2 separate regions of the Mus musculus genome follow, and region 2 is linked to region 1. A link is a loop called in an ENCODE intact Hi-C map of the cell type or tissue named here. Cell type or tissue: gastrocnemius. All regions are shown on one strand. Links, peaks and the distances in the headings refer to the core of each region. The heading gives the core; the rest is flanking DNA. Region 1 holds the start of Nhsl2 (NHS-like 2). Region 2 overlaps Nhsl2 (NHS-like 2).

Region 1 (5,370 bases), core at 191-5,190:
TAAAATGTAATAAACTAAACTAAACATACCTAGAGCTATATAGTGTTTTACTACCTAGATCTTAAAGGAGATATTATACCCCTAGGCTGATGCCCTGATTGCTTTTGTAATCATCATGTAAGCATCTACAAACATTAAATAGATCTCTGAGGGAGGAATAGGATTGCTTGGATTGACTCAGCACATGGCAGCAGACATGGAGCTATTTCCCACTGGCTTTGACCATAACAAGTTTGAGAAGATCACAGAGTAAAGGCCACAGGATGCAACAAAATGGGTCACATCCAAAGCCATATGTGGGGAGGGGAAAGTGGGACTATTTAGAAGCAAGGTCATGCCTTGGTATGGCAACTGCCATAGATTCATAGACAAGAGACCTGGTTCAGAGCTGAGTGGGCCCTCTTCCCCTGCCCCATGCCAGTTACAAGAGTTTCTAGGGCAGTCTCAAAGGGGCTCAAGTTACCAAAGAGCAGCCTTTGGGGGGAGTGTTGCCAGGCAACCAAGCTAGTCCAGTCCCACCCCTGTAACCTTGAAGATGGTGGGAGCTTGACCTGAGACAGTGTAAAGAAGCGGGTGATCCTTTCGCATCCACTTTCTCCTCTTCTAACTTCCCTCCTGTCCTGTCCTCCCCTGCTGCTTCCCAGAGCCCCAGCCCAGCCTGCATGCTGTGGGTCAGTGTGACTTGTCACTATTCAGTCCTTTAGTGGCAGCCAAGTTGTCCCAGCAGGGAGGCCAACAAGCTGCTGGTCTGTCAGCTGTCATTCACTCTGGCCATGGTTCCAAACCTCCCTCCTTCCCAGATTTCTTTCCCACTAGGATTGGAAGAAACAGCTAGAGGAAGAATATGAAGGTAAGTCCTGCTAGATAGGCAGTCTACAGGGTAAACTGTTAACGGGAAGAGCTGACCCTCAGCATGACGGTCAGTAAAGGTGTGAGGATGCAGGGAGGAAAGGGTACGAGAAAGAATAAACAAAGAGGACTAGACCTCACAATGTCTGCTTGTTTGTTTATGATCAGAATGTAATATCCAGCCTGCTGGACACCTCGTTGAAGCTTATGCCTCAGCAACAAGGGGGTGCCAGATGGTACTCTCTCTGATTATGCTCCCCACCTCTCTTTGCACTTGGCACTTGTGCCTCATCCCAGCGACTGAAAAGTGCACACTGGGAATCTCAATAAGAGGCTAGGGCAGCAAACTAGAAAAGCAGCTCTTCTTAGAGACTCACAGAAGGTTTGGTGTGTGCAGTAGTTCTTGGAATGCATTAGGGCCAAGCAACATGAATGTTCTCAAAGGTAAGTGACCACACTAAAGAAAAGAGATAGACCCATTCTCAGCTCTTGCAAGCTTCCAAGAGGCTAACTCAATGACACTTATCTTAAGTGTCATTTCCCCCCTTTAACAATATACCTGCAGCATAAAACTATCTCTTTCTAACCCAATAGATCACTAGAAAGGGTTAGGCCCCCAAGTGACTTAGTGAAGCTATCCCAACACCCCAGCCCATGGGAAGGGCTGTCTGACTCAGCAAACAGAAAGCTATACTTTGGAAAAGCAGAGCTTCCTCCTAGTCCTCAACTTACCCTGCTGAACTCAGTAGGTGGCTCTCAGCAGGCTGTACACCGCAGGCTGTACACCGCAGGCTGTACAGAGATTTGGAAAAGTATTCTCCAAGTCTTATCAAGTTTCTCCTAGACTAATCCTGTTAATCAGTGGGACCCCAGGGAAAGAAAAACAATGACCTTCTTACCCTCTTTGTTAACTGAGAAGGAGCCAGACCCTGGGCCTTGGCTTGCCTGGTCCCCTACCTCCCAGAGGCTTCTGGTCCCGTGGCCACATTCCATCTGGCAGTCATCTGTGTCTTCCACCTTCCTTTGCTCAAAGGATTCAGTTTATTTTTCTCTAGCAGTGACCTCTGCCATCTACCTCAAAGGACAGAGACCTTTATGAAGGAAGAGGGGCGCCAGAACCTCTGACTCCTGTCATTTTGTTAGGGGTGGAGTCTGCAAGGAAGAAAGGCTGACCCAGACAATTCTCTCCCAAGGCCTCCCTCAAAAGTCAGCAAGTAGCCATCTTCCACCTCCTTCTGAAACTTTCTGGCACACTGCTCCCCCGACACCCCTTCCTAGCCTTCCCTAGGTGGCAATTGGCCCTGTTACCTGCCATTCCTCCTCTACTCTCAGCATTTTTAAACATACTCAGCCCCGACCCCGTTTAAGAGAAGTCCCACATTCTAAGGGAACGCTGCGTTTTTTGCAGAAGAGGTCCTCCCTATCCAAAGTGTTGAGATCCAAAGTAGTAAAGAGCCTGAGCTCCCGCCCGCCTCCAGTCTCACAGGTTCCTAGTGTTCAGTAAGGAAACTCCCGGGACCTGGCGTTTCTCGGGCATGGCTGGCGAGCACATTTTTAAGAAAACCGATGACAGTCTCTTTAAATGGTTCTCTCCCGCAAATCTGGGCAGCCGGACCTTAGCGGCTGGGGCGGGGGTTTGGGGTATGGAATCCGCTAAGCCCTGGGCAGTCTCCCCTCCCCCTGCCGGCCACTCCCAGCGAGGCAACGCGGAGTGTGCGGGGAGAAGCGAGCGGGAAGGGAGCTCGGAGACGGCTGGGCGCGGGAAGCCCGTTCGCAGTCCGGCACGAGGTCCCACGGGTCTGGCTGCAGCGGCCCCCGCCGCCCGGGAGGCAGGCGGGCAGCTCGGGCGCGATTTCCAAAGTGGCCCATCAGGAGAGACGCAGGCACGGCCATTCGGTTCCCGGAGCCACCGGGACTCTTTGGTCTGCGCCGCCCAGGACCCTACGGATCCCCTCCCTCTCCACCAAGCACTCCAGAGGTGGCGGCAGCCCCCAGACCTAAGCAGAGGGCCACTCGGGACCGGGCGAGCGGATCCCGGAAGGATCGGACGGCGGGAGGGCGTCCTGGAGGCCGTGTCCCTCGATCTTTGAGGGGCGGCCACGGGCAGACCCAGCGGGACATCCCCAGAGGCGGGTGGGAGAGGGTCGCGGGCGCCTCGCGCCTTTTACCTAGCAATTCTTCATCATCCTCCGGGCCAAGCAGGCGACAGGGAAGGCGGCGGCGGAGCCGGACGGTGCGCCGGTACAGGCTGTCGGTGCGGCGCCCCAGAGCCAGCAGGTGCCCCTCGAGGTCCTCCAGCAGAGCCAGCGAGTGGCCGCAGAGGTCTGCGAGCTGGCGGAGCAGACTGAGCGCGGCCAGGTGGCTCACGTCGCGGAGCTCAGCCAGCGGCTGCGGAGGGTTGCGCGGGCACAGACGCTGGGGCACCACAGTGCGCCGGTAGAACGGCATCCCGGGCGCGGGCGCGGGGACCGACCCGGTCCGCTAGCCTTGTGGCACTCGGGAATCCTGAGAGGCAGCGGCGGTCCTGGTGGAGCAGGGCCCGGGACGCGGGCGCGGGCGAGCGAGAGGCACGGGCGGCTGTGCGGGCAGGCGGCTTCACAGCCTGCAGCGCCGGCTCCCCGCGGGCTGCACACTCGCAGGAGCCACCAGTCCCTCTGACTCTGCTCCACTGGGCTCCTCCTCCCTGGCTTTCTCCTCCTCCCTCGCTCAGCTCACTCAGCTACTTCGGGATTCCTCCTCACCCCACCCCCACCATCCCCTTTCTTCTTCTTCTTTCTTTCTTTCTTTCTTTCTTTCTTTCTTTCTTTCTTTTGCGGTCAAAAATTCGCAGATTAACGCTTGATCCGGGAGAGAAGAAAAGGAAAAAAAAAAAAAAAGGAAAGAAGAGTAGAAAGAAGCTGAGAGTTAACCGAGGGAAGTCTGTGTGAATGTGTGTTTGTGATGGTCGGTGCGCAAAATGTGCCCGGGTCCTCCTGAGGAGCTTCAGGCCCAGTACCTTAACCCGGGTTAAGGTTGTTTTCTGCTTTGTTTTTTAAACTTAACTTTCTTTGTAAATACTGAACAATGCAGACACACCGGCGTACATACGAGCGAGTCACAGCAGAGACACGAAGTCTGGCTTCATGCATCTAGTTTTCCTTCTAAAATATACTCCTTGCCACGCACCAGTCTCCATTGAGCAAGCTAGCGGCCAGAACCTTAGAATCAGAGGAGAGAGAACCAAGTATCTTATTTGACTGTCCAGGAGGGAAGTGACCCTAGCACTGTGGAACTGTAAAGGCAAGAGCGAATAAATACAAACCCATTTTGTGGAGTAACTTATTTCGTTGGGATTGAGGGATCCAGTTTGCATTTTGTGCCAAAAGGGAACACCGATCTGTTTCCTTTGGGGGGCACAATGAGCTCCTGTAGTATCCCAGAAGAGGGGTTTCAGGAGCTGAGATGTGCTTTCAGTGCAGACAGCCCCGATTTCTCTCAACTGTAGAAGGTAAAATGTGCTCAGACAAGTAGAGTACCTTTAGTGTATTCTATGTCTGCATGCACTTGGGACATTTCCACCCAAAGCTGCTCACACTGAACTTTCAATGGTTTCTCCACTGCTCTGCTTTCATTTGGGCTGTGCTCCTTTTCATCCTACATATGCTCTGTTGAGTATAAGCCCACAGAATCTATTAGCAAAATATTTTTAAACAAAACACTTGTGCCCACACTAACACAATGTGGACTGTTTCCATTCTTTGCTTCAGAAAAGTTAATTGTTCCTTAGACAGTTCAAGAAAGCTCTATGCAGGCTGGAGAGATGGTACAATCATTAACAGCAACGCTGGCTGCTCTTCCAGAGGACTTGGGTTCAATTTCCAGCACCCACCTGGCAGCTCACAGCTCTCGGTAACTCCAGTTCCAGGGGATCCAACACCCTCTTCTCAGCTCTGAGGGCACCAGACCTACATGCAGGCAAATGCTTATACACTTAAAATAATAAAGTAAATTTAAAGAGAATCTCTGGTTTTAAATGTTTTGCTACACAAAATTAGTATGTGACATGATGGCTATATTCATTGGCTTTATTTATTAATTCTTCAATGCAAATATCAAAACATAATACCGTGCCCTACACATATGTAATTATTATTTGTCGATTGAAAATTTAAAAAAAGCAATGTACTGCAATCTGGTTGCCTTCATCTATACTCATTTCTTATTTAGTAAATAAAAACATAGTTACTAGAAACACTGAGTTCTAATTAAAGTAAGAATCAACAAACGGACAAAAGGTGGCCCCTCTTTTGAACTGTGAGGTCCAATTGTGGAATAAGAATCCAAAGTTCCTTGCTTGATGAACTCCAACCTCAGCCAAGAGAGTGACTGGCAGGAAGTAGTGGACTTGGCTTTACTCAGCGGAGATACTTTTCCCTGACCTATGAGCTGTTTCGACTGATCTTTGCTCCAGAGAAGGAGACATGAAGTAGGAGCAGATTGAAGGAGACTGTCTGGGCAGAGCTTTGCAGCCTGAGTGCAGCA
Region 2 (5,370 bases), core at 228-5,227, 79 kb before region 1:
GAGCAGGGTTTAGAAGACCAAGAAAACAACTGGGGACAGGAGTGATAGCTTAGTGCTTACGAGTCCTTGCTGACTTCCAGAGGACCTAAGTCCACACTGGGGTGAGGGATGACTCATAATGTCCTGTAACTCCAGCTCCAGAGGATCTGATGCCCTTTTTGGGCCTCTTTGGGCACCCATACACACAGGGCATACTCTCCCCTACATTCACATAAATAAAAAATGTTTAAAGAAGAAAACAGTTCACTAAGCAAAAAGAATTCTCAGGGATGTGCGACCGAGTGCTGCTTTTCCCATCAGTCACCAACTGGCAGCACGGAGGTTGAATATGGCTCACAGATGCTTCGGGTTTGGCCTTCTTTCCCCTGCACAGTGTTTTCAAAAGTAATGTGAGGAGACTGGTGTTGTGGCTGCTCATACCACAAGCTGTCTCAGACTTGGCCGGCTCCTATTCAAATGCTACTTGCCAGGGCTGGGCTGGAGAGTGTGGTCCTGTATGCATCTGGTAGCATCCCCAGGCCAGGGCCCACTTGCTGGACCAAAGGCTTGCTGCTTAAAGGATGCTTGTCCTTAAATCACTCACATAGGACCCTCATAGAATGGATACCTTCACCATGGAGGTCTGGCCAGTTGCCTAGCAGCCAAAAGGATGAAGGGCCAAGTGCTGGCTAGCTTCTGTATCAAACCTTCTCAGGTATCCCTAGTAGGAAGTGATGGGAAAGATGGGCAGACTGCAGAGCCCGGGATTTCTCTGAACCCTTAGTGTGCTCTGAACTCTTAGTACTGAAAAGAAACAGTAGAGATCCCAGAATCCCTCACATAGCTCCTATCTCAGCAAGCAACTACATCCCAGCAAGCCACCTGGCCAGGCAGTGATAATATAGGCTTAGCTACAGAGGACCAGGTATATGTATGTCTGCAACTAAGATCTAGCTTCATGAACTGTCCGCACTCAGAGCCCCAGGAGGCCCTGAATGCACCAAGAATGGCACAGTTTGGTGTGTGGGTTTCTGTGGCTTCCGTTGAGCAAACTGCAAGTTAGCTGGAGGAGGCAAGGAAACCTCAGGGGGTCTGCCACTGCCAGACACAGGTCTGGTTGCCAGTTCCTGCTGCTCCTACCTATCTGACACTGGGCTCTCTGGCCTTGTCCCTAGCCATGCCGTCAGTGCCAGAGCGTTCTGGTTTCAAGCTGTTCAGAAGAAATCCACATGCCACAGCTACAGAGAGGTTCCCCAAACATGTCTCAAACATACACACATATACACATCGCACAACCCCAGTCATCCTCCAGTCGTGTTCCATCTCCACATATCCACCCTCCTTCATCTTCCCAATCTTTGGTCTTGGCCACGACTGAGCCTCGCCCAGCCAGCACCTATCATCCTTTAGCACCTGTGAAGCCTGACAGCCCCCACCATCTGAGTGCCCATTCCTTTTTGTGGGCCTCAATCCCAAGTGTATCACTCAGTGCCTGGTTGACATGAGTGGGCTGTAGTCACACAAAAGAAACCGTGCCCGAGAAGCATGTCAAAACATTTCCCCGGGACTTCGCAATGTGTGCCGTGAAGTTGCTTTGCAAAGTTTACCTTTTCCATTCTAGTTAATGTTGCCAAAGAGGACTATGGGAAACTTGTCTCCTTGAATTCATAAGCAAGCAGAGTAGGAAAGAACCGGGTTAGGGAGGCCAAGCATCAGTCTCCTTCCCTGGGAAGCACCCTGGAGTTGCTTCAGACCCATGAGACAGCTTAGTCAGACATGTGGGCCTTTCCCTTTTGCCACCCCTCTCTCCCATCCCTTTCCTAGCCACCATTTTGAAGCCCATGACTACCCACATGCAGGGTACTGGCCACTGTGATTCCCCAAAAGGACAGTCCTTCTCCAGCATTCATGCCAAGTTTAGGGCAGCTCTAACACAGTGTGTGCACTGCGGCTGTAGCTATCAGCAGTTCTGCTTTCCACCCAGTGCCTGACTATGGCTCCTGACGGGCCCACACACTCACCAGCATCTACTCAGTTCTCAGCCCTTCTTACCCAGATGCTGCCCCAAAAGAGTTGGGCTCCGTTGCTGCTGGAGCCGAGCTGCTGCCTTCCAGTTGCTGCTGTGTCTGTCTAACATCTCTAAGGGAGCTGTGCCCTGCTGGCCTATGGCCAGGCTGATTTGCAGCTCATGCAGCCCTTGGGACTGGTTAATGCCAAGGAACCAGTGGGGGAAATGCTTCCCTCATCTCCCTGTGCCCTCTGTGTGTGGCTCTGTGGAGTCCCTCCATAGATTGGGCCATATCCAGCACACACTCCCATTCAATACCCTGTCCTAGAGAGTACCCTGCCAGGCAACTTGGGCTAAATCCATACTTTGTGCTTCCAACCAATGCCCTCTGTATGCCCAGCTGGCTGCCAATGGCACACTGTGCTTGGTCCTTTCTGCACTGTAGACGGGCACCACTTGTGCTTGGGTATCTAAAAACAATCACTTTCAATGGAATATCATCTCCCTGTGCAGCTGACCACACAAGTCAGAAATACTACTGTTCTTTCCTGGGCTGTTTCAGGAAGCACGGTCAGTCGTGCCTGGCTGCTGGCTACTAGATGGCATTGCAAACCGCTTAAGCAAAGCACTAGCACGTTTCCTTTCAAAGCAGGTTAAACAAAATTCCAGCGTGCCAGAGTTAAAAGGGGGAGTAAACACAGTCTAATCCCAGCAGCACAAATGTAAATGCTTTCAGGCACTGAACAGCAAATGAAAATGATGGGGTGCGTCAGGGGAGGGGGGAAACAGGCTGGCACACTACACAACTAGAGCATGCATGTGCTGGACACAGGCATTTCAAATGGATTTCGTGTGTTCATCAACAAACACCTCTGTGGGCCACTCTGTCCTGAGTGTAAATTTGAGACTCTTGTGGAAGATTAGAAGCTCAGAAAATCAGAAGATTTATCCAAGGCTACTCATTCAGCCAGTGAAAGAGTCCCCTGCATAGCTATTTATCAAAATAAGTCAAATGACAGCTCTTTTACACACAAAGCCATGCAAGGTATTTTTTATGATCTTATTCGTAACACTGGGATGGAACCCATGGCCTTCCGTGTGGTAGATAAAGCACTCTACCACTGAGGCATAATCTAGTCCACGATGTCCTTGTCACACTCACCCTTTCGTGCTAACAAGTCCTGACCCTGTTACGTCCTAAGAAATCTCTGCAGCCCTAGTCCTAACCTGTACCGACATAGCTCGTCTGTCTTCAGGGAGCTCTCTATCCACCAGAGGATGCCAACAACTGGGCCAGGACTGGCTGAGTTCTTTGAACGGAGGCATTTGGATTTTATGATGTAAGATGCAGAGTAACCTTGGGAAAGTCCTCAGACAGCTGTTCTGTATGCAGATCCATCTCGCAGTGGTAACGAGATGAACTGGGGTCAGGCAGCAGGGTGGGAGGACTTTGGAGGTACGGTGCAGGTGGTAAGCCAGGGACCAAGAAGAAGGGCTGAAGCAAGGACGTGGAAAGACTGGGATGCAGGTAAGGTGGGTGGCAGGGGGGATGCCTAGAGTCTCAACAGAGGAAGAACCCTGGTTGTCCAGGGTTGAGGGAAGCAGATGGGTGTGGATATCCACATGCTTTTCTATGACAGTAGCATGAAGATGAATAAAAAGAAGCTAGATAGTTTTATTCTATCATGGCCTTTTCCACTCCGTATGGAAAACTGAGCCCAGGCCTTCTAACCTCTAGACTCTTATATGCCCGGAAGTGACCCCTGGGGGAATCCCACTCCGAGCCTCTGGTTGAAGTGGTCTGCCAATTTAACAGATACTAATCAAATAAATAACTAAAATACATTCTCCACCCCTGGCCTCTTTCTGTCCCCCACTCCAAAACAGCTCTGTGGGAAAGTTAGTTTGGGAATTTCCCACATGTGTCTATGACCGCAATGCCCGAGCAATGGTCTGAGTCAGCTATATAACCTTCAAAATTCAAAACTTGCTTCACATCCAGGCAGTATGACTGGGAGAGACATAGTGATGCTATCACATGGCCCCCAGTGTCACCTCAGACACCACCTGAGATTTCTGTGCTAGCCTCCAAAGGCCAAGCCCTAGGCCACAGGTAGAGAGGGAGGCCTGCCAAGGCATGCAGCTAAACTATCCATCTCAGCAAATGGCCCACTCCTTCCATCCCATGCCAGTGCAATTGCCTTCAGTTTCCTCTTAAGTTGCCCTTTCCTGTGCCCTCTGGTGAACGAGCCAAAATCGTTATGGGGTTCAAAAAAAAAAAAAAAAAGATAATGACTTTCAGTCCAAACTTTGGTCATAGAAAAGGAACTCAAAATGTTGTAAATGAAAGCGAAGCTGGAGGAATCATGGGCCTCTGGGAAAAGGATTGGGACTTTGTAGTTCAACTTTGGTTCAAATCCAGCTTGGGTCCCTACCAGATTTGTGGTTTGCTCACAGTTTTCTCACGTCTCAGATCACAATGATGTGATTCCCTTTTCAGGATTGCCACAAGGATTAAATAAGATGTATGCACAGCTCCTGACACTAGTGGATGCTCAGGAAAAACTAGCTCCATCCTTCATGTCTACTTTTAAGACCAAGTGCTTTTGAAAATTAGAACTAGGCAGGAGGGGTAGCTCACCCCTGAAATCCTGGCACTCAGGAGGTGGAAGCAGGAGAATCAGGAGTTCAAGGACATCCTTGGCTATATAGTAGGTTTGAGGCCAACCTGGACTACTGGAAACTTTATCTCGTAAACACTAGAATAAAATAAAATAAGAACCAAATGTGTTACTAAATGCTCCCTAGTGAGAGTTGGATGGAGAGAGAAAGGTACAGAGAAGGGGACCAGCATCTTATCTCATCAAGCAGGGGTTGAAAGGCAATTGATAACCAATGACAGGGACATAAAGGTGTTAGGATACTACAAACACTACTAGGGATGAAGAATGATGACAAATGATGCAATGGCATTACCTCCTCAGCCAGCTGGGCAGAAGTCAACAGATTGCTCCAAATGGTAAAGGAAAGAACAACAGTTGAAGAGGTTTATCTAGAAAAATGAAGAACTAAAATGTATAGCCTTGAAGAAACTTGGCTTGAAAAAGGCGGAAGAAAAAGGTTTGGTACCAGCTTCTTGCCATTGAGAAAATGGTCTAAACGCTAAGAGTGAGGCATAGTGGGGAGGTCTTAAGGCCATGCAGGAAGTGTTCTTGAAGGAGTTGTGAGACCCTTTTCTCTTCCTTTGTTTCCTTGACTTCTGACCATTCATGAGCTCCTTGGCTTTGCCCTGCACCCCTGCCATGTTTGACTGCCACAGGCCCTCAATAGTGAGGCCAATTGATCAAAGACACAACACCAAAACCATGCAGGGAAATAAATAA

Evidence for each region. Peaks named below come from ENCODE experiments on the same cell type or tissue, not always from the same donor. Only the 100,000 strongest peaks of a DNase experiment are listed, where the experiment ranks them.
Region 2: it touches region 1 in a loop (1.8-fold over the local background); 1 of 42 quality-filtered maps calls a loop at or near these places.

Annotation. Positions count from the first base shown.
Region 1 is chrX:101,847,495-101,852,864 of GRCm38, reverse strand. Nhsl2 (NHS-like 2) reads right to left here and starts at 3,480. Exons shown (of 8, transcript NM_001163610.1): 1 at 3,018-3,480. The coding sequence starts at 3,297. In gastrocnemius, for the core only: a CTCF peak has its summit at 2,537 (motif pointing left); DNase peaks (open chromatin) are centred at 2,071, 2,642, 2,909, 3,326 and 3 more places; H3K4me3 peaks cover 1,761 bases; H3K27ac peaks cover 1,157 bases.
Region 2 is chrX:101,926,227-101,931,596 of GRCm38, reverse strand. All of the region lies in intron 1 of Nhsl2 (NHS-like 2), which reads right to left. Among named protein-coding and RNA genes, the nearest start is that of Gm25828, 16 kb to the right of the region's middle. In gastrocnemius, for the core only: no CTCF peak of the experiment used is centred there; DNase peaks (open chromatin) are centred at 515, 1,099, 2,198 and 4,107; H3K27ac peaks cover 35 bases.